2 separate regions of the Homo sapiens genome follow, and region 2 is linked to region 1. A link is an interaction called in ENCODE POLR2A ChIA-PET data of the cell type or tissue named here. Cell type or tissue: B cell. All regions are shown on one strand. Each heading gives the region's core, and the rest is flanking DNA. Links, peaks and the distances in the headings are about the cores only. Region 1 holds the start of LOC124903426 (small nucleolar RNA U13). Region 2 overlaps AMN (amnion associated transmembrane protein).

What was found. ChIA-PET counts read pairs that join two places held together with the same protein. Peaks named below come from ENCODE experiments on the same cell type or tissue, not always from the same donor. Only the 100,000 strongest peaks of a DNase experiment are listed, where the experiment ranks them.
Region 2: POLR2A ChIA-PET joins it to region 1 with 10 read pairs; 4 of 35 experiments call an interaction of 5 or more read pairs at or near these places.

Annotation. Positions count from the first base shown.
Region 1 is chr14:102,784,290-102,800,401 of GRCh38, forward strand. The region is part of intron 1 of TRAF3 (TNF receptor associated factor 3); the gene reads left to right. It overlaps LOC124903426 (small nucleolar RNA U13), which reads right to left and starts at 5,302; the gene lies at 5,202-5,302. RefSeq lists enhancers at 6,179-6,248, 14,529-14,578. In B cell, for the core only: no CTCF peak of the experiment used is centred there; a DNase peak (open chromatin) is centred at 10,972; H3K27ac peaks cover 4,155 bases.
Region 2 is chr14:102,924,092-102,938,717 of GRCh38, forward strand. It overlaps AMN (amnion associated transmembrane protein), which reads left to right. Exons shown (of 12, transcript NM_030943.4): 4 at 4,335-4,422; 5 at 4,667-4,884; 6 at 5,030-5,167; 7 at 5,337-5,445; 8 at 5,564-5,646; 9 at 5,833-5,995; 10 at 6,074-6,236; 11 at 6,315-6,402; 12 at 6,485-6,751. The coding sequence ends at 6,589. CDC42BPB (CDC42 binding protein kinase beta) reads right to left here. Exons shown (of 37, transcript NM_006035.4): 35 at 14,215-14,320; 36 at 14,013-14,083; 37 at 8,289-9,752. The coding sequence ends at 9,621. Among named protein-coding and RNA genes, the nearest start is that of AMN, 8.7 kb to the left of the region's middle. RefSeq lists silencers at 159-357, 4,208-4,397, 5,927-6,186. In B cell, for the core only: no CTCF peak of the experiment used is centred there; DNase peaks (open chromatin) are centred at 4,520, 5,340 and 5,750; H3K4me3 peaks cover 2,821 bases; H3K27me3 peaks cover 4,495 bases.

The DNA.
Region 1 (16,112 bases), core at 3,863-11,862:
TCGACTCACTGCAACCTCCGCCCCCTGGGTTCAAGCTATTCTCCTGCCCCAGCCTCCTGAGTAGCTGGGATTACAGGCACCCGCCACCTCGCCTGGCTAATTTTTGTATTTTTAGTAGAAACAGGGTTTCACCACGTTGGCCAGGCTGGTCTTGAACTCCTGACTTCAGGTGATCTGCCCGCCTCGGCCTCCCAAAGTGCTGGGATTACAGGCGTGAGGTACTGGGCCCCTCTGATGCTTGGCTTCTGATTCCAGCTAGGGTCAATTGAGAATTATTGAATCACCCACACTTTCTTTGAGAACTTTCTAAGTGCTAGGGGCTATGCTCGTTGCTAAAGCTAAAAAGTCAGATAGGATGCCGTCTGATCTCTGTTTTCAAGGAGCTTCCATGTGATGAATGAGCCAGAAGAATAATTTCATTATGGCACCATGTAGTAGGTGCCACAACAGTGGAACAGAGGCTCTGGTGCATTGTGGAGGCGCTGTGCAGTTTCAACCTGGGTTAGGAGGAGGCGTTTCCCAAGGAGGTAACTCTTAGGGAAGCTAGCAGCAGGAGTGGGGAAGCCTGGGCTGGCAGGGAGTCGCCTGGCAGAGGGCCCGTGAGTCGGAAGGGGTTCTCCTGTGGCTGTCCTTCAGGGGAGAGGGTACAGGAAAAGGCACCCGGCCACTTCTGGGTGCTGCCTTTGTGACAGCCTAACTTCTGAGGCAGGAATTCTCCCCATTTTGCAGATGAGGAAAAGGAAGAGCAACAGGCCTGTTGGACCCCAGAGTTCATGGTTTCACCACAGCTGAATTACAGTGCAGTTTTAGATTTTCTTCAGATTCTAAACTTCTTAGTTTTGCTTTCAGAGTAGACTTAGTTTTGCTGCTGTAGAGTGCTTTTTAAACAAATTGTGTATTTTTCATGCAGCCTTTCCCTTCCATCCAACATCTGTTTTGCCTATATGGCTGATACTCTAGGCCGCACTCCGTTCCATCTCTGGCGTAAGTTCCTTTCTTACAGCAGCCTCCTCGGATTCACTCTCCTTTGACACATTTGGATGGGAGGTTCTTTACGCAGTGGCTCAGATGCTTCTTACAGCTTGCTGAGTAACAGTCCCTAACCTGATTTGCTAATGTGTTTTCTTTCTCCTTTCTCTCTTAATTTACATTTAAACTGGTAGTCTAGTAATAATGATAGTATTTAGTCATTGTGTCTTACAGGGTTTTACAAACATTAGCTTGTTAGTGATGAACAAGTCCCCAAGGCCTGGTCACTCTGCAGAGAGCATAATGGTTGCAGGCTAGTACCTATTCATCTTGAATTTAATTATAACTGCAGATTGCCTGTGGAAATATGAGTTAAAGGCATGGAAGCCCTTACCACTGTTAGCAGGGAAATGATGTTTGGCTATTTTGGAGAATACTTTAGCTCTTCTGTGAGAACCACTGTCAAGGTTTTGAACGTGCAACCAGGAGGGGTCAGTGGTGGCTGAGCAGAGATGTAGGGGCTTGTTTCATGGCCATTTGTACCTGCTCCAGGAAGGGCTGTGAATAACGGAATGCAGCCAGACACTGAGGCCACTAGGTCAGGTCCTTGGGATGACAGAGGGTAGATTTCTTTGTTCTTAGACCTAAGTTGGCCCTTGTTGGGTGGAGGTGGTGGCGTGAGAGCCTTCCCTGCCTTCTCCAGGTTGAAGGATATTTCTGTGCATCTGGGATAGGTCTCTAGGGTTGAGACGACAAGCTTCTCAAGGGTTGGCTCACTTCATTCTTTCTATTTCTGCAGTCTGGTCTATGATGTACACAGTAAAAAGGAGATCAGTTTATGTATGGAAGGAATTAGACCTGCTTTGAATTCTGGTCTGTCCTTCAGCTAACTATGCTGTTAAATTACTCTTCCTTTCTAAGCCTCAGTTTTCTCATCTATGCAAAGGTAACTGTAGAGTTCACAGTCACGTGGAAAAGCCTCTGAAACCTAAATTCTCCCTCTGGAGATGGATGGTGGTGATGGTCGCACAACATTATGAATGTATTTAATACCACTGGACTATACACTTAAAATGATTACAATGATAAATTTTATGTGTAATTTACCATAATAAAAAAGTAATTGTGAGACTTAAAAGTGAGCCTGGGCTGGGTGCGGAGGTTCATGCTTGTAATCCCAGCACATTGGGAAGCCGAGGTGGGTGGATCACCTGAGGTCATGAGTTCGAGACCAGCCTGAACAGCATAGTGAAAACCCATCTCACCTAAAAATACAAAATTAGCCGGGCGTGGTGGCACATGCCTGTAATTCCAGCTACTTGGGATGTTGAAGCAGGATAATTGCTTGAACCCGGGAGGCAGAGGTTGCAGTGAGCCAAGATCGTGCCATTGCACTCCACCCTGGGCAACAAGAGTAAAACTGTCTAAAAAAAAAACGAGCCTGTGCCAGGTGCAGTGGCTCATACCTATAGTCCCAGCACTTTGAGAGGATGAGGCGGGGGGATCGCTTGAATCCAGGAGTTCTCAACCAACCTGGGCAACATAGTGTTATAAGACCTTGTCTCTACAAAAAATTTAAAAATTAGCTGGGTCTGGTGGCGTGCTCCTGTAGTCCCATCTAACTACTCAGGAGGCTGATGCGGGAGGAGTGCTTGAGCCCAGGAGGTCGAGGCTACAGTGAGGTGTTACTGTGTCACCATACTTCCGCACTTTAGCCTGGGTGACTCAGTGAGATCCTGTCTCAAAACAAGAACAAGAAAAATCAGAGCATGTGAGAGAATATAAGAACCTAATATTTCAGAAGTGATCATTTCTCTTCCCCTTTCCTTTCCTGAGTGGTTTGATAAAGGGAATGACTTATTAGCAATGTGGATGACAGGCTGTCTTGGAAGTATGGCCTGTCCCTGGAAGAAATACCGGTGGGAGTAGAAGGACATTATTGGACTGCAAATAAATTATTTATAAAAAGGGTAAAATGTCTAGAAACTGAAATCACAGTATATTTGCACAAAAGGAACATCTATAGATATCTCCCTTTTTAAAAAGCAATTTTAACATATGAATTTTTATATATTTAAATTCGTATTTTAGCACTTTTTTTTCTGTTATTTAGCAATAATAATATTCTTCAATTTGGGCTGGGCGTGGTGGCTCACGCCTGTAATCCCAACACTTTGGGTGGCTGAGGTGGGCGAATCACTTGAGGTCAGGAGTTCGAGACCAGCCTGGCCAACATGGTAAAACCCCATCTCTACTAAACCAAAAAAAAAAAAAAAAAATTAGCTGGGTGTGGTGGCACATGCCTGTAGTCCCAGCAACCTGGGAGGCTGAGGCAGGAGAATCGCTTGAATTCGGGAGGTGGAGGTTGCAGTGAGCCGAGATGGCGCTACTGCACTGCAGCCTGGGTGACAGTGAGACTGTCTCAAACAACAACAAAAACAACAACAACACTTCGATTTATTCAGGCCTCTGTTCACATTTTACCTCTTCAAAGGGGTCTTCTGAACACCCTAATTAAACAGCCCATGCTGTTGCTGTGGTCACTTGCCTTGCTTTTTTTTTTTTTCCATAGCAGAAAATGGTTTTCCTTTCCTTTTTCTTTTTTTTTTTTTTGAGATGGAGTCTCCCAGTCACCCAGGCTGGAGTGCAGTGGTGTGATCTTGGCTCACTGCAACCTATGCGTCCCAGGTTCAAGCCATTCTCATGCCTCAGCCTCCCGAGTAGCTGGGATTACAGGTATGCACCACCCCACCTGGCTAATTTTTGTATTTTTTTAGTAGAGACAGGGTTTCACCATTGTTGACCAGGCTGGTCTCGAACTCCTGTGCTCAAGGGATCTGCCCGCCTCAGCCTCCCAAAGTGCTGGGATTACAGGTGTGAGCCCCCACACCCGGCCTGCAGAGAATGTATTTCTATTACCTTAACCTGTGTACTAGGAGTGTGCCTGGCATATGGTAGGTTCTCAAGTATTTGCATAAATGAACCAGTATATTATAGCCCAATGTTTTATTGAGGCAAAATTCACATAACATACAATTAAGCATTTTAAGTGTGCAGCTCAGCCGTATTTAGTGTATTCACAATGTTCTGCAACCACCAGCTCTCTCTAGTTTAAAAATCAGGCCAGGCATGGTAGCCCGCACCTGTAATTTCAGCATTTTGGGAGGCTGGGGTGGGAGGATCACTTGAGTCCAGTAGTTTGAGACCAGCCTGGGCAACAGAGGAAGACTCCATCTCAACAAAAATAAAGAATTAGCTTGGTTGGGTGTGGTGTCTCACGCCTGTAATCCCAGCACTTTGGGAGGCTGAGGCGGGCGGATCATGAGGTCAAGAGATCAAGACCATCCTGGCCAACATGGTGAAACCCCGTCTCTACTAAAAATAGAAAAATTAGCTGGGCGTGGTGGCGCATGCCTCTAGTCCCAGCTACTCAGGAGGCTGAGGCAGGAGAATCACTTGAGCCCAGGAGGCAAAAGTTGCAGTGAGCTGAGATCACGCCACTGCACTCCAGTCTGGGAGACAGAGCAAGACTCCATCTCAAAACAAAACAAAACAAAACAAAACTGGGCACAGTGGCTTGAGCCTGTATGTAGTCCCACCTACTCCAGAGGCTGAGGCAGGAGGATCGCTTGAGCCCAGGAATTCGAGGCTGCAGTGACCTATGATCACACCACTGCACTCCAGCCTGAAGGACAGATGGAGAACCTATCTCTTAAAAAAGAAAAACAACTTTTCATCCCCCTTTACCCATTAAGTAATCACTCCCATTCCCCAATCCTCCCATCCCTTGATAACCTCTAATCTGCTTTTGGTCTCTGTGGATTTGCCTATTTTAGATATAGCATCTAGGAATCATATAACTTGTTTTTTGTATCTGGCTGCTTTCACTTAGCATGATGTTTTTGAGGTACATCCAAATTGTAGCATGTGCCAGTATTTGTTCCTTTTTATTGCTGAATCATAATCCATTGTATGTACATACATGCCACAATCTGTCTATTCATTTGTTCATGGGCATTTGGATTATTTTCACTGACTATTAAGAATAATGCTGCTATAAACATTTGTGTACAAGTTTCTGTGTAGGTATGTTTTTATTTCACTTGGGTATATACCTAGGAGTGGAATTGCTGGTCATACGGTAATATCGTGTTTAACTTATTCCCACCAGCAGTGTTCCAATTTCAGGACATCTTTGCTAAATTTATTTTTTTTGTTTTGTTTCTTTTTCATGTCATATGGGTAATGTGCCGACGTCATAACAAGGTTTCAGAGTGGCACCTCTCACACCTTCATTTGAATACCCAATCACACTTATGAACTACAAAAGGATATATGTGTGTGTGTGTGTGTGTGTGTGTGTGTGGTATGTGTATATGTATGTATATATTTTTGTTTAAAGCTATTCTAGTTAAAGTGGTATCTCGTGGTTTGGGTTTGTATTTTCTTGATGAGCAAAGATATTGAATGTCTTTTCATGTGACTCTTGGCCATTTGTGTATTTTTGGAGGGAAGACAATGTTTGTTGAGTTCTTTATATATTCTGAATGTTAAACTTTTTTTTTTTCTTCTTTTTTTTGAGACCGAGTCTCCTTCTGTTGCCCAGGCTGGAGTGCAGTGGTGCAGTGGCATGATCTTGGCTCACTGCAATCTCCGCCTCCTGGGTTCCAGCAATTCTCATGCCTCAGTCTCCTGAGTAACTGGGACTACAGGCACACGCCACCATGCCTGGCTAATTTTTGTATTTTTAGTAGAGATGGGGTTTTGCCATGTTGCACAGGCTGGTCTAGAACCCCTGGCCTCAAGTGATCCACCCACCTCAGCCTCCCAAAGTGTTGGGATTATAGGTGTGAGCCACTGCACTCAGCCTCTTCTGAGTTTTATTGTTTTAGTTTTTACCTTTAGGTTTTTGATCCATTTCAGTTAATTCTTGTATATGGAATGAGATAGGAGTCCCAATTCATTCTTTGTATGTTCTTATTTAGTTTTCCCAGCACCATTTATTGAAAACACTATTCTTTCCCTATTGAATCGTCTTGGCACCCTTGTTAAAAATAAATTGGCCATAGATGTTTGCATTTATTTCTGGACTCTCAGTTCTATTCTGTTGCTCTGTAAGTCTGTTACATCAGTACCACACTATATTAGTCTGTTCTCATGCTGCTAATAAAGACATACCTGAGACAGGGTAATTTATAAAGAAAAAGAGGTTTAATGGACTCATTGTTTCACATGGCTGGGGAGGCCTCACAATCATGGTGAAAGGCAAAGAAGGAGGAAAGGTATGTCTCACATGGCAGCAGGCAAGAGAGTCTGTGCAGGGGAACTGTGCTTTATAAAACCATCAGATCTTGTGAGACTTACTATCATGAGAACAGCACCCCCACGATTCAGTTACCTCCCCCTGGGTTCCTTCCCATAACATGTGGGGATTATATGAGCTACAATTCAATATGAGATTTGGATGGGGACACAGCCAAACCATATCACACACTGTTTTGATTACTGAAGCTTTGTAGTAAGTTTTGAAGTAGTAAGTTTGGGAAGTATGAGTCTCCCAACTTTTTCATTTTCTATATTGTTTTGACTATTTGGGGCCAGTTGCAACTTTATATGAATTTGAATATCACCTTTTTCATTTCTGCAAAAAAGGTCATTGGAATTTTAATAGGGAGGGGATTGATTCTGTAGATTGCTTTGGGGGGTTGCAATCTTAACAGTATTGTCCTCCAATCCATGAACGTGAGATGTCTTTTCTTTTCTTTTTTTTTTTTTTTTCGAGAGGGAGTCTCGCTCTGTTCCCCAGGCTGGAGTGTAGTGGCACAGTCTCGGCTCACTGCAACCTCCGCCTCCCGGGTTCATGCCATTCTCCTGCCTCAGCCTCCCGAGTAGCTGGGACTACAGGCACCTGCCACCATGCCTGGCTAATTTTTTGTATTTTTTGTAGAGACGGGGTTTAACTGTGTTAGCCAGGATGGTTTCAATCTCCTGATCTCGTGATCCACCCACCTCGGCCTCCCAAAGTGCTGGGATTACAGGTATGAGCCACCGCGCCCAGCTGAACTTGGGATGTCTTTTCATTCAATTATGTCTCCTTTAATTTCTTTAAGCAATATTTTGTAGTGTTAGTGTACAAATCATTCATCTCTTTGGATAAATTTATTTCTGGGTGCTTTATTTTTGTGGGTTCTATTGTAAATGAAATTATTTTCTTACCTTTCTTTTTGTATTGCTCATTGCTGGTATATAGAAACAACTGATTTTTGTATGTTGGTCTTATGCCCTACAACCTTGTTGAATTTATTACCTCTAGTAGTTATTTTGTGGGTTCTGTGGGATTTCTTTATACAGAATCATGTCACCTGCATATATAATTTACCTCTTCTTTCTAATTTGAATGCCTTTTATTTCTTTTTCTTGCCTAATTGCTCTGGCTAAGACATTTAGTAAAATTTTGAATAGGAGTGATGAAAGTGAGCATCCTCATATTGTTCCTGATCTTAGGGGAAGCTTTTCACCATTGATTATGAAGTTAGCTGTGTTTTCTTTCTTTCCTTTTTTTTTTTGTTTTTGACACAGGGTCTTGCTCTGTCACCCATGCTGGAGTGCAGTAGTGCAATCATGGCTGACTTCAACCTCTGCCTCCCAGGCTCAAGCGATCCTCTCACCTCAGCCTCCTGAGTAGGTGGGACCAAAGGCACATGCCACAATGCCCTGCTGTTTTTTTTTATTTTTTATTTTTGGTAGAGATGGGTTTCGCCATGTTGCCCAGGCTAGTCCCAAACTCCTGAGCAGTCAGCCCACCTTGGCCTCCCAAAGTGCTGGGATTACAGGTGCGAGCCACTGTGCCTGGACTTTTTTTTTTTTTTTTTTTTTTTTTTTATCAGACCAGGTCTCACTCTTTTGCCCAGGCTGGAGTACAGTGATGTGATCATAGCTCACTGCAGTCTTGAACTCCCAGGCTCAAGCAGTGCTCCTTCTTTAGCCTCCCCGGTAGCTGGGACTACTATAGGTGCAAGCTGCCACACCCTGCTAATTTTTTAATTTTTGTGGAGACAGGGTCTTGCTGTGTTGCCCAGGTTGGTCTCAAATTCCTCACCTTGAGCAGTTCTCCTGCCTTAGCCTCCCAGGTAGCTGGGATTACAGGTGTGCACCAATATGCCCAGTTAATTGATTTTTTTTTTTTTTTTTTTTTTAGTGATGGGGTCTTGCTGTGTTGCCTAGGCTGATCTCAAACTCCTGGCCTCAAGCAGACCTCCTGCCTCAGACTCCCAAAATGCTGGGATTACAGGTGTGAACCACTGTGCCTGGCCACTGACTTTTTTTTTTTAATGGAAGGTTGTTGAGTTTTGTCAAATGCTTTTTGTGCATCTTCTGAGATGATCATATTTTTTTCATTGTTCTAGTAATGTAGTGTATTGTATTGATTTTGTTTTGTATGTTGAATCACCCTTGCATTCCTGGGATAAATCTCACTTTGTCATGGTATATAATCCTTTTAATGTGTTGTTAGATTGAGTTTGCTACTATTTTGTTGAAGATTTTTGTGTCTATGTTCATTAGGAATATTAGTCTGTAGTTTTCTTTTTTTTTTCATTTTTGAGACAAAGTCTTCCTTTGTCACCCAGGCTGGAGTGCAGTGGTGCGATCTCGGGTCACTGCAACCTCAGCCTCCCCAGTAGCTGGGATTACAGGCATGCACCATCATGCCTGGCTAATTTTTGTATTTTTAGTAGCGACAGGGTTTTGCCATGTTGGCCAGGCTGGTCTCGAACACGTGGTCTCATGTGATCCACCTGCCTTGGCCTCCCAAAATGCTGGGATTTACAGGCATGAGCCACTGCACCCTGCCTGTAGTTTTCTTTCCTTGTGATATTTTTGACTTCGGTATCTGGGAACCAATCTTTTTTTGAGACAGGGTCTTACTCTGTTGCCCAGGTTGGAGTGTAGTGGTACGATCTTGGCTCACTGCAGCCTTGGCCTCCTGTGCTCAAGTGGTCCTCCCACCCAGCTGCCTGAGTAGCTGGTACTACAGGCACTTGCCACCACACCCAGCAAGTTTTGTTCATTTTTTTTGTACAGATGAGGTCTCACTGTGTTGCCCAGGCTGGTCTTCGACTCCAGGCCTCAAGTGATCCTCTTGCCTCAGCCTCCCAAAGTGCTGGGATTACAGGTGTGAGCCACTGCTCCCAGCCCCCAGTTGTATTTTGACTGTGCATCATGTTTCTTCAGAATTTTGAAACCTGCCCTCTCCTAATTGAGAAAATTCTAAGAGGGTTTCCAAGCAGACAACCCTAACATCTCTGGCTGGGATGATGATGATTGTACCATGTACTTCCCCTCTTCTCAACACAGACACATTCATGTTGTAGTGCCAGCTGTAAGCATAGGAGTTGCACTTAATGGCTTACAGCTGGGGAAAATCATGGCTGATAGCACACCACCAGTGCAGGATCAGGGAAGGGAACTCTATTCCTGATGCCAGGACAGGAAAGAGATGTGCTTCCTTCATTTCATGAAAAAGCCACAGATTGTTCCGGATAATGGTTGCTGAATAAGAAACCACCCTAAACATCAGTGATTTAAAACAGTAATCTACTACTACATCTCATGGTTCTGTGGGCTGATCAAGCAGGGCTCAGCTGGGTGATTCTTCTGCTCCATGTGGCCTTGATGGAGGTAATTTATTGGTATTCATCTGTTGGCTGGTCCAGTCATGAGGGTCCAAGAGGGCCGTACACACATGCTTGGATGGTTGGAAGGCCAGGCTCAGGGGATCCTCCCTCTCCTTGTGCTCTCAGGTCCTCTGCAGATGGCCTTTCTCCTAAGGTGGTTGTGCTTCTTACATGACAACTCAGAACTCTTAGAGTGAGTGTTCTAGGAGAGGAAGTGGAAGCTGCCAGTCTCTCTCTCTCTTTCTTCTTTTTTTTCTTTTGAGATAGAGTCTCACTCTTTTGCCCAGGCTGAGTACAGTGGTACCATCATAGCTCACTGCAGCCTCAAACGCCTGGGCAGAAGTGATCCTCCCAGCCCAGCCTCCCAAGCAGCTGGGACTACAGGTGCATGCCACCTTGCATGGCTAATTTCTTAGTTTTTAACTTTTTGTAGAGACAAGGTCTTAACTACGTTGCCCAGGCTGGTCTTGAACTCCTGGGTTCAAACGATCCTCCCACCTTGGCCTCCCAAAGTGTTGGGATTACAGGCGTGAGCTACTGTGCCCAGTCTGGAGCTGCCAGTATCTTAAGCCTGGGCTTGGATATCAGTGTAGCATTATTCCTGCCATGTTCTAAAAAGACACAGAGTCCTCCTATATTTGAGGAGAGGGGACATGGACCCTAACTCTTGATGAAAGGAGGGTCGAAGAATTTGTGACTGTCCTTGATCTGGTATACGCATGGTGGCTAGATTCCATAGTGCTCTCAGTAATATATGTTAGATACCCATTTGAAAACTGTTGTGGATTAAAATGGAAATGCCAACTGTTGTGTGTTACTCATTTTCAGTGAGTACATTCTGTGTTCTGAATCAATAATTTCTAAAAAACTTTTGGAGTATACCTATTCATAAAATAATTACCTCTATAAAATGTATGTCTTATCAGCAGCCATCCTTGATCATGTGTTTGTCAAGTTTTTCAAGTACAGCTTTGGGTCCATACGTTTTTTCTTCCTATTACTAGTTCATTTTAAAAATTTGTTGAAACCTTCCCTTTTATTTTAAATAATATTGTGGGGTTTTAATATTTCTCTCTGTTCTTAAAAAAAGCTTCATTGAGAAAATATAAGTAAGCCTATATATCCTAAAGTTCCTTTCCTTTACTCTAGATCATTCTAGTAAATCCCCTAGAGACAGTTCTGGCTGTTTATATATAAAAGTGTGGTATAATTTGACAGTGTGTGCAGAGGTGTGTATGGATGTGCTCTCACATAGAAACCCTGCCTCCCCAGCCTGTCTCAGCTGATTGTTGCAACACTGAGCCGAGCAAACATGATGAGGTCACAGAGAAGTGAGGGAGTGGTTTTAAATAATGAAACAGGAAATCTCTGTCTTTGGCTCCAGTGGTGCCCCAGTGTTTTGGGATTAATGAGGGAAGAGCTATGTCTGCCTGTGTTCCATGAGTGCCCCTTGCTTGTACCTCTATGGAGAACCCCAACAACCCTGGCTGGAAAGCCACCTAATCCTGTGTTTCCCAAGCATAACCTCCCTTTGTTCCCAAGTAAGTCTTTCCTAGACACCTGAACTTCTGTGCAACATAGGCATGAATGAGGAGAGTGAGCTACTGTGGTGTTATATATATACACACACATATATACATGATATGTATGCATGATATGTATATATGTGTGTGTGTGTGTGTGTGTGCATAGTTTTCATCCATTGTTTCTGACTCATAAGTCCCATAGCCCTTGTTACAGTCTTTTGTTGTAATGTTGGGTGTCTTGCCTCCTTTCAGCTGCCCAAGGCAGGACTCTAATCTGACTGTGAGTCAGAAGACCCTTATTCCAGAGAGGGCCCTGCCTCATTCCCTAGAGGCAGGAATGCTGCACAGAGAGGCCAAGATAAGTCCGAACAGACAGGCCTTGCTGGGTTTAGATCATGGTTTTTTGTCCAGAAACATTTCTAGATGATTGTAAGTCATGCCTGTGTAATGAAGCCACCATAAAAACTCAAGGACAGGCCGGGCATGGTTGCTCACGCCTGTAATCCCAGCACTTTGGGAGGCTGAGGCGGGCGGATCACCTGAGGTCAGGAGTTTGAGACCAGCCTGGTCAACATGGTGAAACCCCATCTCTACTAAAAATACAAAAATTAGCCGGGTGTGGTGTCGGGTGCCTGTAATCCCAGCTACTTGGGAGGCTGAGGCAGGAGAATTGCTTGAACCCGGGAGGTGGAGGTTGCAGTGAGCCGAGTTGCACCATTGCATTCCCACCTGGGTGACACAGCAAGACTGTCTCAAAAACAAACAAACAAACACTCAAGGACAGCGTTCAAGAGCTTCCAAATGGCGGAACACGTGGAGGTTTCTGAGGATGGCCCGAGGGAGGGCATGGAGGCTCCCGCCTGGCCTCATACCTCGCCCTTTGCGTCCCTTCATCTGTGTCTTCTGCAGTATCCTCTACGATATACCGGTAACTGTAAGTACATATTTCCCTGAGTCCTGTGAGCCACTCTGGCAAATTAATCGAATCCAAAGAGGGCTTGTGGGAACCCCAACTTGAAGCTGGTGGGTCAGAAGTTCTAGAGGCCTGGACTTGCGACTAGTGTCTGAAGTGGGGATGGGGGGTGGACAGCCTTGGCGACTGAACCGCCAACAGCTTTGTTCACGCAATTCTTCTGCATTGGCGATTGTTGTCAGGTTGTGAGAGCAGGGGAAAAACACAGGTTGAGAGAGTTTTTCCCCAAACAGCCCCTGGTCGATGCCCCGGAATGACTGGCTGCTGCATGGAATTGCAGAGGCCTGAGTGCCTCTGCTTCTACCGTGATTCCTGAGGCCAAGACCTCTGGTCTGCATGGTCTGAAGTCTCTTACGAAGGTAAAATGTTATGTATATATTTTGAATAAGGGTACCTGTTCCTCATTCTGTCCTTTTGAATTCCAAAAGTGTGTTGGCCTGTGAGATAGCATAAGGGACAGAATCATTGCTCTCGTGAGCCTTTGGGCTTGCTTCCTTAGGCACTACGTACTTTCTCATTCCCCATTGCCTTCAGGATTCTTTCTGTCAGAATGTAGTGGCTGTGGCCTGGGGGTGACCAGCATAGGGGCCAAAGAAGGGTAATGAGTCTTGAGGCCTACAGAGGGTAGTAGGCAAGGCGGGAGGGCAAGGGCCAGGGGGCAGCATCATTCACACAGTTGAAAACGTGCCCTTGGCCTGTCTCCTCTCTGTGTTCTGCATCTTAGAAAATAGATATTGTCTTGTGTTAAGATGAATCAATATAGTTACCCCTTTTTATATTGTCTTAAGCTTCTTAGGAACTGCTTTGTATTTTAGTCACTCAGGCTTGGAGTGAAACATGTAATGTGTAGTTCAACCTGAAAAAATTGGTCTGAGAGGCGTCTTCATAGAGTCCCCAATTCTATATATGATGAGGTCTCATCAAGCTTTGACATTCTGCTCTTTTACGTGTAACACTACTAATGTAAATGTTTCTGGATTGTAAAGAATGGTGGGAAGCGTAGAGATTATCTGTTGGTAAGCCAGAGGCAGGAGGAAGAGGAGGAGGAGGAGGAGATAGTGGCGTCCCTCCTGCAGAAACCCCGCAGTGGAAGGACAAGATTGCAGGAGGAGTTAGAGACCAGTGGTCTAGTCCCCATCTGTCTTTGTGACCTTAGGCAAATCATTGAATCTCTTTGAAAGCCTTGTCTCCTTGCATGGCATATGGAGATTATAGTTGCTGTGAAAATAAAATAATCAGTTTTTAAAAATCCATAAAAATGAAAAATGGTATTTAAGGTTGAAGGCACTTGTATTTCTTTTTCTTTCTTTTTTTTTTTTTTGAGATGTAGTTTTGCTCTTGTCACCCAGGCTGGAGGTGCAGTGGCGTGATCTTGGCTCACCGCAACCTCCGCCACCCAGGTTCAAGCGATTCTCCCGCCTCAGCTTCCCGAGTAGCTGGGATTACAGGTTTGCACCACCACGCCTGGCTAAGTTTGTATTTTTAGTAGAGACAGGGTTTCACCATGTTGGTCAGGCTGGTCTCCAACTCCTGACCTCAGGTGATCTACCTGCCTCGGCCTCTCAGAGTGCTGGGATTACAGGTGTGAGCCACCACGCCCAGCCTAGGCACTCGTATTTCTTAGTCGGGAAAGAGAGGACAGGATATGTCCACCACACATTCACCAGTTCAGCATGTATTAACTACTGTGTGCCTGACTAAGCTTAGGTACTCAGTGTATTTTCATGTAAAGAAAAACAACATTTAAAACATTTAAGTGAGCACTGACCAAATCTAGCTTAGTTCAGAAAACCCTTTTTTTTTTTTTGAGACTGGGTCTTGCTCTGTTGCCCAGGTTGGAGTGCAGTGGTGCGATCACAGCTCACTGTAGCCTCGACCTCTCAGTCTCAAGTGATCCTCACTTTCTAAGTTTCCAACATTTTTTGGGCCAGGTACGGTAGCTCACACCTGCAATCCCAGCACTTTGGGAGGCAAAGGTGAGCAGATTGCTTGAGTTCAGGAGTTTGAGACCAGCCTGGGCTTTATGGAGACCTCATCTCTATAAAACAAATATAAAAACTAGCCAGGTGTGGTGGCGTGTGCCATTAGTTCCAGCTCCTCAGGAGGCTGAGGTAGGAGGACAGCTTGAATCTGGGAGGCAGAGGTTGTGGTGAGCTGAGATCGCACCACTGCACTCCAGTCTGGGCGACAGAGCGAGACCCTGTCTCAAAAACAAAATTTTTTTTGTAGAGATGGGGCCTCTATGTTGCCCAGGCTGGTCTCAAATTCCTAGGTTCAGGTGATCCTCCTGATTCGGCCTCCCAAATGGCCGGGATTATAGGCATGACCACTGTACCCGGCCTCAGCAGACCTTTGTAAAGCACTTCATGGGTGCCAGTCCTGCTGTTACAGTGCTAGGTAAATGCATAAAAATGCTCCATGAGGCATTCTGTGTTCTCAGGAAATTCAGACTGCCAGTTTCAGTCTGGAACGTGACACTTTATGAAGGAGGCAATAGAACAAAAAAAGGACAAATTACAGGATTAGTAATTATCAAAAGCTAATACCGAGGTCAGAATAGGACTCTTGTTCAGTTTACATGAGGAATTTAACCAAATGAGCTTCTGCAGAGAACCAGCATTAGGGTGGTGACCAGGCTGGGGTACATACATGTCATATCAGAAGTGACCTGAGACTGGGTGTGAGAAGCAGTGGCTGATTTGGACTACTGAAAGCAGAATTAAGAGTCTGGTGGCATTGGGGGGAGATTAGTGCTGTGGAAGTCCTGCTCAGAGTCTTTCTCATGATGGGTACATTTGGGAGGAGCTTAGCAGACATCAGAGGACCTGCAGAGAGTTGACACAGCGGGAGGAACCAGCTGCACTACCACTCATGTTCTTTTCCATCTTAGCATCTCGTGAGCATAATTCAGAATACACAGTTTGATTAAGTATGTGCAGATTCCATTCAGTTCATGAATTCATTCCCACAGTGTAGCCTAGCCCAAGTGTTAGCACTTCTTTACTTGTTTTTGTTGTTGTTGTTGTTTGTTTTTTTGAGACGGAGTTTCACTCTGTCGCCCAGGCTGGAGTGCAATGGTGCGATCTCTGCTCGCTGCAACCTCCGTCTCCCAGATTCAGGCAGTTCTTCTGCCCCAGCCTCCTGTGTAGCTGGGACTACAGGCACATGCCACCATACCTGGCTAATTTTTGTATTTTTAGTAGAGATGGGGTTTCACCATGTTGGTCAGGCTGGTCTTGAACTCTTGCCCTCAAAGGACCTGCGTGCCTTGGCATCTCAAGTGCTGGAATTACAGGCTGAGCCACTGCTCTTGGCCAAGCACTTCTTTTCTCATAGTCTTCTGCTAAGTATTTCCTTCTGTCAGCTGCCAGGCAGCAATAGTTTTCACATTTGTTTGTGGTTGTCCTCTAGAACTTGGCCTTTAGTGTGGTATGTGTAGGATTTTGTTGATTCCAAGGGAGGGTGAAAAATGCTGTGATCCCCAGAACCTGGGATGGCTGGGGTATGTTGTCTCTGAGGAATTTAATAACATTTTGTGGTCATTGCTGGAATCTTCCTAGACTCCTTTGATGGAAAGTAGGGACTCCAAGGGGAACTCCTGACTGGGCTTGCGGGCTGCCTTCTCAGAGCCCTACTTTATTAGTGATTTATTTCTCTTAATGGGCTATTAGAAATGACCACAAAAACTGAGGCCCCCACCCATACAATTTCTATCAGTTAAGACCCTGGAAATTCAGATTTAGAGGGAATTTTTAAAGAACTCCTGGGAGTGCTGATGCCCTGCTGGACTGGGAGCCTCTGGTCCAGTGGAAGCAGCACATTCCCTCCAGGAGCCCCAGTGCTTTAGGAATGCAGTTTCCCAGGCCCTGCCTCAGACCTGCCGACTCACAGTCAGCTCTCAGAGAGGCTGTTAGGTGATCATTGCGTTCATTTAAGTGTGAGAAGCACCGTGCAGGCTTTGGGTGAGAG
Region 2 (14,626 bases), core at 1-8,000, 140 kb after region 1:
ACTGGGACTTTGGCCTCTGGAGAATATTCTAGGAGGCAGGGAGTGGGGGGGAACCTAGGGGAGCTTGGTCCCATGGTCCCAGCCAGGCTGTGTCCTGGGAGGGATGGGAGGCACCCCTGTCCCCACAGCCCTTGTGATGCCCAGCAGTGGGTGGTCTTCCCAGGAAGCGCCTGCTCCATGCCCTTCCCCCAAAGCCTTGCCTTGTCCTGGTGCCTAAAGCTCCATCTTTAGAACACTAGGGAAAGTGTCCCCAACACCCCCCCCTCTACCCACCATCCGGGTCCCTGGCCTGTTAGGAAGTGGCCGCCCAGGAAGAGGCGAGCCCACTCCTGCCTGGCTCTGCCTCCCTTCAGATCAGATCAGATTCTCCTAGGGACCCCTATTGTCACTGCGCCAGCGAGGGGCCTGGGTGGGTGTGCACTCCTTAAGTGGCTGACATCTGAGATGGGACAGCTTAATCCTGAAACCTTCCCCACTCCCATCAGTCCATGGAAGAACTGTCTTCCACAAAACTGGTCCCTGGTGCCAAAAAGGTTGGGGACTGCTGCCCTAGGGGACCTTTTTCTCAAACTGCTTCACACAACACTCCAAGAACATGATGGGAACTGGGAGGAAAGCGGGTTCCATGAGTAGGTAAGTTTGGGAAATGCTGCAGCCTGCACTTTCCTGGAGCTTCATCACGTATTAAAGGCTCTGATAAGGCCCCAGAGAAAGAAGCTAATTTCCTTGTTTAAGGTGGAGTTCCGCAAGCTACAGGCCAAATGCAGCCCCTACGGGTGGAGCAAGGAACGGTTTTTACACTTTGTAATCGTTGGGGAAAAAAAGAACAATCTTTTGTGGCACTTGAAAAATATATGACATTCACACCTCAGCGACAGTAAATACAGCTTCACTGGCACACAGCCTGCCCGCTTGGTTGAGTATCCTCGGTGGCCACTGTCCCATTGCATCGGCAGCCCACCAGCTTCCAGGGTGACTGTGGGGCCTGCAGGCCAAGCCTCTGGGCAAAAGCTTCCTTCCAGCCCCTTCACAGCCACTCCTGGGCTGCGTCCTCATCCTGTCACCTGCACACCTGCCAGCTCAGTCACTCCTGAGTGAGGGTCACTGGTGAGCTGGGTCGGGGTGTCGGCTCCAGATGTGGGGTCCAGGCCTGGGGCCCCCGCGTGTGCGGGTGGGGAGGATGGCTCAATGGGCTTGGCCTGGCCCATTCCTGCCCCATGCGGGGTCAGGGACCCTGGGCCTCATTTCCACCCCAGGGCCGCTTGGTTCCTTCCTTCAGGTTTTCCAAAGCTGCCTTAACCCAAAAGCTGCCACACACTGGGGAGGGCACCCACAGCAAGATGGCGACGCTCCCACCCGGGAAACAGGAGGAGGGCAGGGAGAGGGAGGCGGTTGCCCCTTGTGGCCCGGCCCCCAGAACCCACGCATAACCTTGGCAACCAGGCAGCCCGAGTGAGGGGGGCACTGGGAGCTGATGGGGGACCTGTGGGCAGAGGAGTCAGGCTGGGCTGGGGGTTCCAGGGCATGGATTTCCCCCTACTCCCCTCCCCTGCCGGCCTCCTTACTTTCATGATCTCCTTTGGAAGCACTTGGGCTCTGAAAGGAGGCAATACTCCATTCATTCATCTATTCAATAATTCATTCATTGATCATCCATTGGCCGGTGGGAACAGCGCAGGGGCAGGGGACAGTGGCCCCAGGGTCCCAGCCTGCAGAGGCCGAATTCACCCAGAGCCGCCCAAGCACCCCCATCCCCTGCCCGCGTCGGCTATGTTGCCCTCCACACCCCTGGCTCCCAGCTTCATCCATCTGCCTAGATGAGGCCCGAGTAACAGGCCGTGCACATCAGTGCCTTACTTTGTAATTCTGTGGTTGGGAGCGTCCCTCCCTGCGATTTTCCTTTTCCTTGCCCTTCCTCCCATTTCTACCTTTTGCCTGCTTTCTTGTTGGGGGAGTCTCCTGTCTTTCACCCATCCCCCTGCCTTGGCTGGAGGCTTTGCAAGTCTGCTCACTGTGGACTTGCCTGCAGTGTCCTGTGCTGAACAGAAACCTTCATTTTAATCGACCTAATGCAAAACGCCTTACCTTAGAACTGTGTTTTTTCTGTTTCGTTTGAGAATCGCGTCTGCTCCTCAGTCACAATGGTAATGGACTGTGTACCTATGGGGCACGTGCACCAGCGAGGGCTCCTGCTGTGTTTCTCTCCTTAGAGTGAACCCAGCTTCCAGCATCCTCCGCCTTGCCCTTTTGTTCTAGCACTGCTGGAATCCGTCGTGTGCCTGGGTGTTGTGGGTCTCTCTGAGCCTTGTCTTCAAGTCCACAGGCCGCTTTGCCGACCCTACACTATCCACACAGTGGCTCTGCAGGATGGCTTAATATCCATCCCCTTCACTCCTGCTCCAAGGTTCTTTGTGGATCTCATTGTTGCAGATAAATTGTAGAATAGGTTTGCCAGGTAACAACTACCACCACCACCACCAAAAAAACCCTGGATTTTTTTTTTTTTTTTTTTTGAGATGGAGTCTTGCTCTGCCACCCAGGCTGGAGTGCAGTGGTGTGATCTCGGCTCAGTGCAACCTCTGCCTCCCGGGCTCAAGCGATTCTCCTGCCTGAGCCTCCCAAGTAGCTGAGACTACAGGAATTTTGATTGGGATAAATAACAGCCTTATGCTGTCAAGCCATCCATTCAAGAGCATGGACGGACTCTCTCTAAATATTTCAGGTCATCCATGGCCTCTTTAGCATCTTAAAGTTTTCCCTGTAGAGGTCTTATATTGTATTGGTTAATTCATCAATACTTTGTTAAGTTTGTTTTTTTGAGACAGGGTCTCACTCTGTTGCCCAGGCTGGAGTGCAATGGCGTGATCACGGCTCACTGCAGCCTTGACCTCCCTGGGCGCAAACAATCCTCCCACCTCAGCCTCCCGAGTAGCTGGGACTACAGGCTTGTGCCACCACGCCCGGCTAATTTTTGTAGTTTTTGTAGAGATGGGGGTCTCACTATGTTGGCCAGGCTGGTCTTGAACTCCTGGGCTCGAGTGATATGCCCGCTTCGGCCTTCCAAAGTGTTGGGATTACAGGCATGAGCCACCGCTCCTGGCCTTAAGTTTGGTTTCTATTATAAATGTTGCCCTATATTTAAAAATTATATCCTCTTTTTATTTTTAAATTTTTTGTAGAGATGGAGTCTCACTATGTTTCTCACCAGGCTGATCTCAAACTCCTGGCCTTACCTACTGTGCTCGTCTGTTCAACTATTATGTTACGTTTCTATTTTTCCCCTTCGTTCTTTAAAAAACGGTGTTCTTGGTATGCTTCCTCCTGGGAACCCCTCCCTGTTCCTGAGGCGCTTTGAGCTATGACACATTCCGTCCCCACGGCTCCACCTCTGCACCTGTGGGGGGACTTGCCCTGCTGGCAGTGCCACACCCTCAGGTGTGCACGGAACTGAAGTGTGACCTCACGTCGCTGGGGGTGTTGGCCTCTTGCTCAGGTGCAGTGCTCCTGGAAGGGCCGAAGAGTGGGTCCTGCCTCGGGTGGGCGCGCCCTGCTGTGCTGAGCCCCTCACAACCTGGCAGCAAGGGTTGCCCTGGCCCAGCGCTCACCCTCAGCCCCTGAGGGAGAAGTGCAGAAGCAAGAAGGCAGGAGGCTGAGGTCCTGGCACTTGGAGGAGAGGGGGAGTGAGGGGCGGCCAGTCAGACCCCCCGTATTTCTGCTGACACCCGAGACTTGGGCTGTGGCCCCACTTCTGTGGTGCGGGAGCTGCACGGCCCAGCCCAAGCCTATAGGAAACAGCAGGGGCAACTCCACCTCCCCGCTACACTCCCTGCCTCCTCCTGCACCCCTGGCCGCCAGATGCAGCCTCTCCCTCCCTCCCTCACACACCAAGAGCGCGGCCTCAGACTCCCCAGGAGCCGGGCAACTTTCGAAACTTTAGTTCCTGGAACCTGGGAGCCCTGGGCCTGTGCACGTTCTCAAGGGGCTACGGGGGGAGGCGACAGGCCCTGGCCAGAGTCACCTCCGCCCCAGACTCCCCACGGCTCCGTCTCGCTCCCCGGCTCCGGCTCTGCCCCTGGCCTGTGAGACCTCCAGCTCAGGGACAGGACACTGGGCTGTGCCCGCTTCGGGGCCTTGCCCACGCGGCCCCATCTTTCCCAGGCCAGATCCGCTTCCTCTGCCAGCCTCAGCCAGGCCGAGGACCCCGGGCCTGAGCTCGCCCGGGCTCCTTCCGTGCACAGGGTCTCGGCTTCTCGTCCCAGGGGACTGGGGGCGGGGTGGGCGCGGAGCAGGCCCGGACCCCCGCGTGGCGCCGCCTCAGCCCGTGTCTCTTGCAGCTCCTGCCGCTGGATGGGGAACTCGTCCTGGCTTCAGGAGCCGGATTCGGCGTCTCAGACGTGGGCTCGCACCTGGACTGTGGCGCGGGTGAGGCGGTCGGGCAGGGGCGGGGCTCTGGAAAGGCATGTTCAGGGGCGGGGACTGGAGGGAAGGCGCGTCGAGGGGGGCGAGGACCGGAGGGAGGGCGCCTCCGGGGGCGTGGTTTAGGGAGTGGCGGAAGTGTCCCGAAGCGGGGCTTGGGAGGTCGTGCTCAGACGCGTGGCGTGGCGTGGCGTGGCGTGGTGTGGCGCGGCGCTTGTTCCGTGGAGCTCAGGGATGTGCTCCGGCTCAGGCGAACCTGCCGTCTTCCGCGACTCTGACCGCTTCTCCTGGCATGACCCGCACCTGTGGCGCTCTGGGGACGAGGCACCTGGCCTCTTCTTCGTGGACGCCGAGCGCGTGCCCTGCCGCCACGACGACGTCTTCTTTCCGCCTAGTGCCTCCTTCCGCGTGGGGCTCGGCCCTGGCGCTAGCCCCGTGCGTGTCCGCAGCATCTCGGCTCTGGGCCGGGTGAGCACTGAGGGGAGGGAGGCTCGGGTCCCCTCTCCCCACCTCGGCCCGACCCCGCCCCTCCTGGTCTGCACACGTTGGGTCTGAGCACTCAGGTGAAGTCTCTTCCTCGGGCTGGCTCCGGTGGGGACCCGGCTGCCCGCAGACGTTCACGCGCGACGAGGACCTGGCTGTTTTCCTGGCGTCCCGCGCGGGCCGCCTACGCTTCCACGGGCCGGGCGCGCTGAGCGTGGGCCCCGAGGACTGCGCGGACCCGTCGGGCTGCGTCTGCGGCAACGCGGAGGTGAGCGAGGCCGCAGTGGAGTCGCGGGGGCCGCGCGAGGGTCGGGACTGTGCCCGGGACAGGGCCGCTGCGCTCCCACGGTCTCTCGCCGGCTTGCTTCTCGGAGGCATCGCCCTTCTCGCTGCGGTCCGCTCTGGCCCTCCGCGCTGACCACCGCCCCTCGCACCAGGCGCAGCCGTGGATCTGCGCGGCCCTGCTCCAGCCCCTGGGCGGCCGCTGCCCCCAGGCCGCCTGCCACAGCGCCCTCCGGCCCCAGGGGCAGTGCTGTGACCTCTGTGGTAAGCGCCCCCGCCGGGCCCTGCTTGCTGGGAAGGCCTGGAGGACCAGGTTCGTCCCCCGCCTCAGTTTCCTGCCGGGCCCGGATCCACGGCGCTGACCCCTGCCCTCCCGCCGCAGGAGCCGTTGTGTTGCTGACCCACGGCCCCGCATTTGACCTGGAGCGGTACCGGGCGCGGATACTGGACACCTTCCTGGGTCTGGTAATGGGGCCGCGCGGGCAGCTGAGGGGAGTCCCGACCCCAGCCCTACCGCCTCCGCCTAGGACGCCCCTTCTGCAGGGTCCCTGCGGCTGCTCACTTGCCCACTATCTGCCTCTGCCCTTAGCGTCCCCATAGGCTCGGGGAGGGCGGGGGGCTGAGTCAAACCAACCCCGTCCCCCTCCCCAGCCTCAGTACCACGGGCTGCAGGTGGCCGTGTCCAAGGTGCCACGCTCGTCCCGGCTCCGTGAGGCCGATACGGAGATCCAGGTGGTGCTGGTGGAGAATGGGCCCGAGACAGGCGGAGCGGGGCGGCTGGCCCGGGCCCTCCTGGCGGACGTCGCCGAGAACGGTAACCGCGCCCGCCCCATCCCGCCCCGCCGCGCCTCGCCCCGCCGCGGGGAAGACTGAGCCGGCCCCTCCGTCGCAGGCGAGGCCCTCGGCGTCCTGGAGGCGACCATGCGGGAGTCGGGCGCACACGTCTGGGGCAGCTCCGCGGCTGGGCTGGCGGGCGGCGTGGCGGCTGCCGTGCTGCTGGCGCTGCTGGTCCTGCTGGTGGCGCCGCCGCTGCTGCGCCGCGCGGGGAGGCTCAGGTACGCGGGGCGGGGGCGCGGAGGTGGGGCTGGGGGTTGCTCCGAGGGGCTCACGCTGCGTCCCCGCTACGCCCTCAGGTGGAGGAGGCACGAGGCGGCGGCCCCGGCTGGAGCGCCCCTCGGCTTCCGCAACCCGGTGTTCGACGTGACGGCCTCCGAGGAGCTGGTGAGGGGGCTGGAGGGGGGACCGGGGCCTCCTCGGGGCCGGGACTCGGCGCCGACCGCCGCCTGACCCTGTCACCCCGCAGCCCCTGCCGCGGCGGCTCAGCCTGGTTCCGAAGGCGGCCGCAGACAGCACCAGCCACAGTTACTTCGTCAACCCTCTGTTCGCCGGGGCCGAGGCCGAGGCCTGAGCGGCCGCCTGACCGTCGACCTTGGGGCTCTCCACCCGCTCTGGCCCCAGTCGAACTGGGGGCTAGCCACCTCCTCGTCCAGCCCCCAAACCTCCCCTTCCTTTCCCCCTCCTCCGGGGGCCAAGGACAGGGTGGCCTTACTCAGTAAAGGTGTTTCCTGCACCTGCTGTCAGCCTGGCTATGCCGCCACCGGCCCCGCCCATGAGGACTAGGAGCCCAGCCTTGCGCCGCATTCGCACTGGGGGACATGGGAGGGGTCTAGCTGGCCACTGCTGGAGGCAGCGCTGGTCGTCACCTGGGCGGCCAGAGGCTGGGATCTGCGAAGTTGAACCCAGAACTAGGAGTGGGGCTTCCCCCGCCTTCCGGTGAGGGGAGGGTGAGGAGCTGGAGGGAGGGGCGGGAGAGAGGCAAGGGGTGGACGGAGCCAAAGGCCGTGCCTGGTGGGGCGGACGGAAAAGGGGTGGGCATCCCTCCTGGTACCAAGCTGCTGGGTGCGAAGGCAGATCATATGGGGTCACCCATGTGCAAGCGTGCGCCACTGCACCGACACAGACAAGGGTCCAGCCCTGTGTGTGCAGCTGCAACTGTGGCAGTGACCACTTCTGTGAAACCAGCATCTGGGGCTGGAGATGTCACCGGCATCCCCAGTCATGGCCTGGCCCCCATTTGGAATCTTCTGCCCAGGGGCCCAGCTTAGCCACCAGGACACGTGCTGTAACCCAGATCAGGGCCCCGTGCTTCGAGGTGCGGCTGTGTTGTGGTTGGAATGAGTCACTCTCAGTGCTGTGCAGTGTCCCGTTGAGTGACCGCCACAGTTCACGTGTGTGCTCCAACAGCTACCATCTCGCATTTTTAAAAGAAGTGGCCGATACTCCCACACGCACTTTTTAGCCACAATTTTCTTTAGTGTCAGGTGCAAACTGGAGAGCAAGCCTGAGCTGACCAGACACCACCTGCCACCCACTGCTCACCCGTCACAGATGGACTGTGCTGGCAGGGACCTGCCTCTGGTGTGGACTGTGGAAGGAGAGATGCTCTGGGCTTCCAGGGGAGCCGCCTGCTGCAGCAGCAGCCCAGGCCATGCTGCCTGGCACAGAGCTCAAGGTCCCAAGTGCCCCCGCTGGGTGCTGGGCTGCCTGCCCTGGCTTGCAGTCTTCTCCCAGGTCCGCACTCTTCTGCAGGGGCCATCACTGCCCTTGTCCTACCAAGGACAACTAGGTCTCAGTGAGTGGCAAATAGAAGCCAACTCCCTGCATAACTCAGGAAACTGACTCCGAGCATTCCCTCAACCAGGGACCACTCACCCTGGCCCAGACCTCCCCGAGAACTCCTGCCTCTTCCTGGGGCCTCTGGCCTACCCCATCCTGTCCCTTGGGGCTGCTGGCAGGGTTGGCGTGTATGGGTGTGGACAGGCAGACCCTCGCGGGCAGCCTGCTCCTGGGGCCCTGGCACTGCCTGGCTGGGGCTCACAGGCACGCTGCCCTCCTCCCTTCACTCCTGCCCCAAGGATGCCCTCTGTTCAGGCTGAACACCCCAACAGCAGCCTTTTGGGTGACCTCCGAGTGAGTTACCCAGAATAGCTTCTGCTGGCGAATAGCATCTTCTGCAAGGTGGCTCCTTCACTGCCTTTTGGAGCTCAGGCACTTCTGGGGCCCAGACACACGGGTGACATGTTACCACATCCAAACGGACCACTGGGAACTTTAAAACTGCCGTCTTCTGCTTTATTGACAGGTAAATTGTTCAAAAATGTTCTCACAATTCAATAATTAATTACAAAGACTGAGACTTACATTAAAAAAGTAAAAACCAGAACCCCCCAGGTGCCCATCCAGCAGAAGGCCCAGGAGGGCAGTGGGGTGGCAGGGCTAGGCGGTGCTGGGCCACTCAGTGCCGACTTGGGGAAGTGCACGTCCTGAACAGCCTTGCCAAGCAGCCGACCGGTGGGAGGACAGGGGAAGCCTGGCCCAAGCTGTGGACAAGCTGTGTCTGCCGCCACAGTTAATCACAAGCCTCTGACGACACAGGGCCACAGAGCTGGTCACTCAACATCTGGTACAAAGGGTGAGGTGAAATCCACGCGCAGGGGATTGCTGTGCCGTGGGCCGGGGCCAGTGTGCAGGAGTGTGTTGGGTGGGTCTACGTGATCATACGGGCTACTAATCACGGGGGCTCCATGCGGGGGCAGGACTGGTGGGGGGGGGGGCGGGCAGGGCGGGGCGGGGTGGGGTATCCCAGTGGCTGCTTCGTGGCGCCCTGGGGCTCTGACTTCCCTCAGCCCAGCAGGCCACAGGGCCTGCCTGCACCACGACACTCGCTGGTTTTATGGCAGGAGGCAGAAGCCGTGGAAGCGAATGGAAAACAGCACAGCTGACTTCACAGTAGTAGATACTGGTGACACTTCATGGCTGCGACCCAGAATGAACTTAATGCACACAGGGACGCAGGGTGTCACTGGTCCTGGGCCTTTGTCCATGACTAGGTGGTCAGCAGGACTTCTGCAGCTGACTGTGCAATGGCTAAATGAAAAAAAGGCCACAGACTAACCTCCACTTTCCTGTCTTCAAAATTCTAGTGACACTGGGAATGCTATAGGACCTCCTACTATTCTCTTAAGGTCCTAGGAAAGTTTCAGGAACTAGGGAAAAGACTGGGTACTGAGGCTGTGTCCCCAGATGTCTGCTTCCGAAGCAGCCGCGTCATGACGGGTTTCTGCTGAGGAAGTGGTGTTGGCAGGGCCCCATATGCCCTCTCGGGTTGTCAGGGGTGGGAGACAGGCTGTATGGGGGTCCTTCATGTGCAGATGGAACAGCATCGCCTCACAGCTGTGCAGACGAACAGATGTGGTCTACTGCCACGAACAATGCGGCATAAAACTGATCAATATTATAATAAAGATTTGTCTTCTTCATCTCCATATCTACAAAGTGATTCTACATTTCCTTGGACAACACTGGAGGGCCCGCTCAGTCTTGGCACTGACGCTGGAGGCCATCTCCAGCTCCCTGGCCCCTGTGGCGAGCTGGCGGCTTCAGGTGTCACAGGCCGGCTGCTCCAGGCCTTCGAGGGGGAGCTGGCTCCTGTGGGGGGAGTTGGGGCTCGGTGGGCCGCTGGGGTTGGAGCTATTCGATGGAGTTGAGTGTTTGGTGGAGTCCGAATCAGGCTGTGAACAGGAAGAGGGCAGGGTGAGCACCCGCTGCCCTAGCCTGGGGAGGCACGCGTGCCCAGCTGGATGCAAATGTTTGCTCAGGGACAACTGTCGCAACTGCTCTTCTCCCTTCATGTTATGAAAACACACACGCTCTACACCAGCGATTCGTGGGGCCCTTAGGCGTGCTGGTGAGAGTCACAAATTGATGTCTAATCCCACTCAAAAATAACATGGTAATTATCATTACAAAAGACAGCAACTCTGTAGTGAAGAAATCAGATGGGGCCGGACGCAGTGGCTCCTGCCTGTAATCCCAGCACTTTGGGAGGCCAAGGTGGGTGGATCACACTTGAGGTCAGGAGTTTGAGACCAGCCTGGCCAATGTGGTAACACCCCATCTCTACTGAAAACACAAAAATCAGGCCGGGCGTGGTGGCTTACGCCTGTAATCCCAGCACTTTGGGAGGCCAAGGCAGGCGGATCACAAAGTCAGGAGATTGGGACCATCCTGGCTAACATGGTGAAACCCCGTCTCTACTAAAAATACAAAAAATTAGCCGGGCGTGGCAGCATGCACCTGTAGTCCCAACTGCTGGGGAGGCTGAGGCAGGAGAATGGCGTGAACCCGGGAGGCGGAGCTTGCAGTGAGCCGAGACTGCACCACTGCACTCCAGCCTGGGCGACAGAGCGAGACTCCGTCACAAAACAAAACAAAACAAAAAAAACAAAAATCAGCCGGGCACAGTGGTGCGCACCTGCAACCAAGCAGTCAAAGTCACAAACGCGACACTCTTTCCTGAGAAAAGCACTAGGAATAGAGGGGAACCTCCTCAACAAAATAAAACAGCTAACCATACCCAATGGTGAGAGACAAAATTTTCCCCTAAGATCAGCCACGGGCCGGGTGCGGTGGCTCACACCTGTAATCCCAGCACTTTGGGAGGCCAAGGTGGGCAGATCATGAGGTCAGGAGATTGAGACCATCCTAACACAGTGAAACCCTGTCTCTGCTAAAAATACAAAAAAAAATTAGCCTGGCATGGTGGTGGGCACCTGTAGTCCCAGCTACTCGGGAGGCTGAGGCAGGAGAATGGCGTGAACCCAGGAGGCGGAGCTTGCAGTGAGCCGAGATCGCATCACTGCATTCCAGCCTGGGCTACATGTAGAGTGAGACTCTGTCTCAAAAAAAAAAAAAAAAGAAAAAAAGAAAAAAGATCAGCAACAAGGCAAGGATGCCTGCTTTCACCACTGCTATTCAACATGGGGCTAGAGGTTCTAGGCAGAGCGATCAGGGAAGAAACAGAAATGAAAAGGATTCCAAGTTAGGAAGGAAGTAAAGCTATCTCTCTTTGCAGATGACATGATTATACACGTAGAAAATCCCAAAGAAAAGAATCCACAAAAAACTAATAAGCTCAGCAAAGTTATAGGGTATAAGATCAACACACACAAGTCAGTTGTGTTTCTATACACCAGAAATGAACACACTGAAAAGGAAACTGAAAAAAAAAATTCAATTTACAACAGCATCCAAAAGAATAGCTAGGAATAGTTTAACCAGAGAAGGGAAAAATGTGTACACTATAAATTACAAAACATTGCTGAAAAAATAGCTTAAATAAATGGAACACATCTCATGTTCGTGGAGTAAAAATATTGTTAAGATGGCTGTACTAGGCCGGGTATAGTGCCTCACGCCTGTAATCCCAGCACTTTGGGAGGCCAAGGCGGGCAGATCACTTGAGGTCAGGAGTTTGAGACCAGTCTGGCCAACATGGTGAAACCCCGCCTCTACTAAAAATACAAAAATCAGCCAGGTATGGTGGCGGGCACCTGTAGTCCCAGCTACTTGGGAGTCTGAGGCATGAGAATCACTTGATCCCAGGAAACAAAGGTTGCAGTGAGCCAAGATCGTGCCACTGCACTCTGTCTCAAAAAAAAAAAAAAAAAAAAGACATTAATTATGAGGAATGTAAATAACGACAACCCATAGAACAAGAGAAGACATCTGCACATCACATCTCTCACAAGAGCCTGGTACTCAGAACATGCCAGGAGCTCCTACAACCCAGCCACAAAAGGACAAACCACCCATTTCAAAAATGGGTAAAGGCCTTGAGTAGACATTTCTCTAAAGAAGGTACGGAAATGGCCAACAAGCATATGAAAAGATGCTAAACATAAGTCTTTAGAGAATGCAAATCAAAACCACAATCAGGTACTACTTCATAGCCACCAGGACGACTATTAAAAAGAAGAAAAACAAGAACAAGTATTGGTGAGGATGTCGAGATATGAGAACCCTCACATTGCTGGTGGAATATAGAATGGTACAACTGCTGCAGAAAACAATTTGGTGGTTCCTCAAAAAGTTAAACATAGAATTACCACATAAATCCAGCAATCCCACTCACAGGCATAAACCCGAATGTGAAAACAGGCACTCAAACACATATGTGCACACACGTGTTCACAGCAGCACCACTCACAACAGCTGAAGGACAGAAACAGCCCAAATGTGCCTCAGGGGAAGAATGGGAAAACAAACCGTGGTCTAGCCATACAAGAGAATATTATTTAGCAATAGAAACGCCAGCACTGATGCATGCTACACAACGGGGGTGAGCCACAAAACAGTATGCCAGGTGAGAGCTAGGCACAAAAGGTCAAACACACTGCCATACGAGAGGCTGGGCATTCCATTTCCACGAAATGTCCAGACAGGGAAATCACAGGAAACTACTGGCTGCCCAGGTGCTGAGGGGAGGGAGGGACGGGGAGAGAGTGCTTAAAGGGCAGGGGGTTTATTTTGAAATGATGAAAATGTCTTTTTTATTATGTTTTAGAGACAAGATCTCACTACACTGCCCAGGCTGGCCTTGAACTCCTCAGGCCATCCTTCCACCTCAGCTTCACTAGTAGCTGGTACTACACACGTGAACCGTGGTGCCCAGCTAGAGTGGAAATGTTTCTGAATGAGAAAGAGGTGGTGACTGCATCTCTGTGGATGTACCAAATGTCACTGAGTAGTTTAAAGTAACTTTAAAGTAGTTATTTTGGGCCCGGTGTGCTGGCTCACGCCTGTAATCTGAGCACTTTGGGAGGCCAAGGTAGGAGGACAGCTTGAGCCCAGGAGTTGGGAGACCAGCCTGGGCAACAAAGTGAGACCCTGCCTCTATATTATTATGAAAATAAAAAAAACAAAAAAATTGTTGTTTTGTGAATTTCACTTAAATTTAAAAGAACAAACAAGGTCATGCAGACGAGACAGGCACTGGCTGCCTCAGGACACAGTACCCTAAGAGGGACACCATGTCCTCTGTATAATGTGACAGCCTAAGACACACTTCAAATCCCATGACCAGGAAACAGCGGACAAACTCAAACTCAGGAGCGTTCTGTAAAGTAACAGCAGTGCTTGCTACAAAAATGTGACTGTCCCACCAGACAAAGACAGGCTGGGGGCCTGCTGCAGAATAAAGGGTGGAACAGTAGGATGGACAAAGGATGGAGAAGACAAAGGACTTCCAGAGGAAGAGACGCTGACCTTGGCAGAACCAGCAACATGTGCAAGGCATCTGCCCGTCCGTTCGGCAGCTGATGTTAAAACATCTCAGTGCTGGGGCTGAGATGTGTGGTGGAGAGATGAGCATGGCCCCTCCGCCTGCATCCCTCCCTCCCTCCCTCCAAGGATGGCGCCGGGGGCTAAGCCCTCAGCTCACTCCTCAGCCCTCAGCACTGCAGCTCCTCGCCTCCCTCGACTGCATTCTCATCCCCATTCCGCACAGGGGAAACTGAGGCCAGAGCAGTGTGGCTGAGCTGCGCACAACAGTGGCGCTTGTCCTGGAGGTGGTCCCCACACTCTGACACCAAGCGCCATCCCAAGGGAGGGGCAGACAGACCAACCAATGTGGAAGGTCAGCCCAGACCAAAGAGACTGCTGATGTATCACATTGAAGTACATAAAACAACACAGGGAGTCCAGAGGAAAGAGGCAGGTTGGCGGGAAAGCTTCCATTCCTCCTGGGGCAGTGTGACAGCCCTGTCCCTAGTCAGCGTTCCCAAAGGAGCTTGGGGTCTGACCAAGAGATTGCTGCACGAGCCTCCTGGGGGAGGGGACAGCCACCCCGACCCCTGCCCCCGTCACCCTCACACCGCAAGTGGGGTGCTCCAAAAGGGCTGTGACACCACCCAGGGCCCCAGATCTTCGGGCTGCTTTTCCTCCTGCAGTGGTGGCTCATAGCCTCAGCACTGGACCTGGGCAAGTCTCACCTCTTTGTCAAAGTCCTGGTCTGGATCAGACATACTTCTCAGAGGCACAGTCACGCTAGGCTCCGATCCACCTACAGAACAAGGACAGCTTTCCTCTTAGGGAGAAAGTCAAGAACGGAATCAAATGCCTGGGGTCTCCCCATTCCAGCACCCCCTACCCCCCACCTCCCCCAGGGCTGCGGGGGCCAGGCTTCCCCTGTACCTGATGAGGGCCACGAGATGTAGGGCTTGTTCCTGGATGGAGGCTGGCGAGCCAGGTTGGTGGGAGCGGGGCCCGGCCTTTCCTCCTGGGAGGGGGGCACAGCACTCTGGGCAGAAATAGCAACACGTGAGCATGCTTGGTTGACACCCGGCAGGGCCGGCTGCGAAGTTTGTGCAACCTACGGTGGCTGTGGCCTCGTGACCTTGATGAGCAAAATGGGGGCCAAGAGGGCTCTCTGGATTGGACAAGGGTTCTGGACAGTCTGGAACTAAGAACTGGCAATAGCAACTTCAGGGCAGGTCAAATCCTATAAAAAGCGTACTTTTTTTGTTTGTTTGTTTGAGACTGAGTCTTGCTCTGTCCCCCAGGCTGGAGTGCAATGACGTGATCTCGGCTCACTGCAACCTCTGCC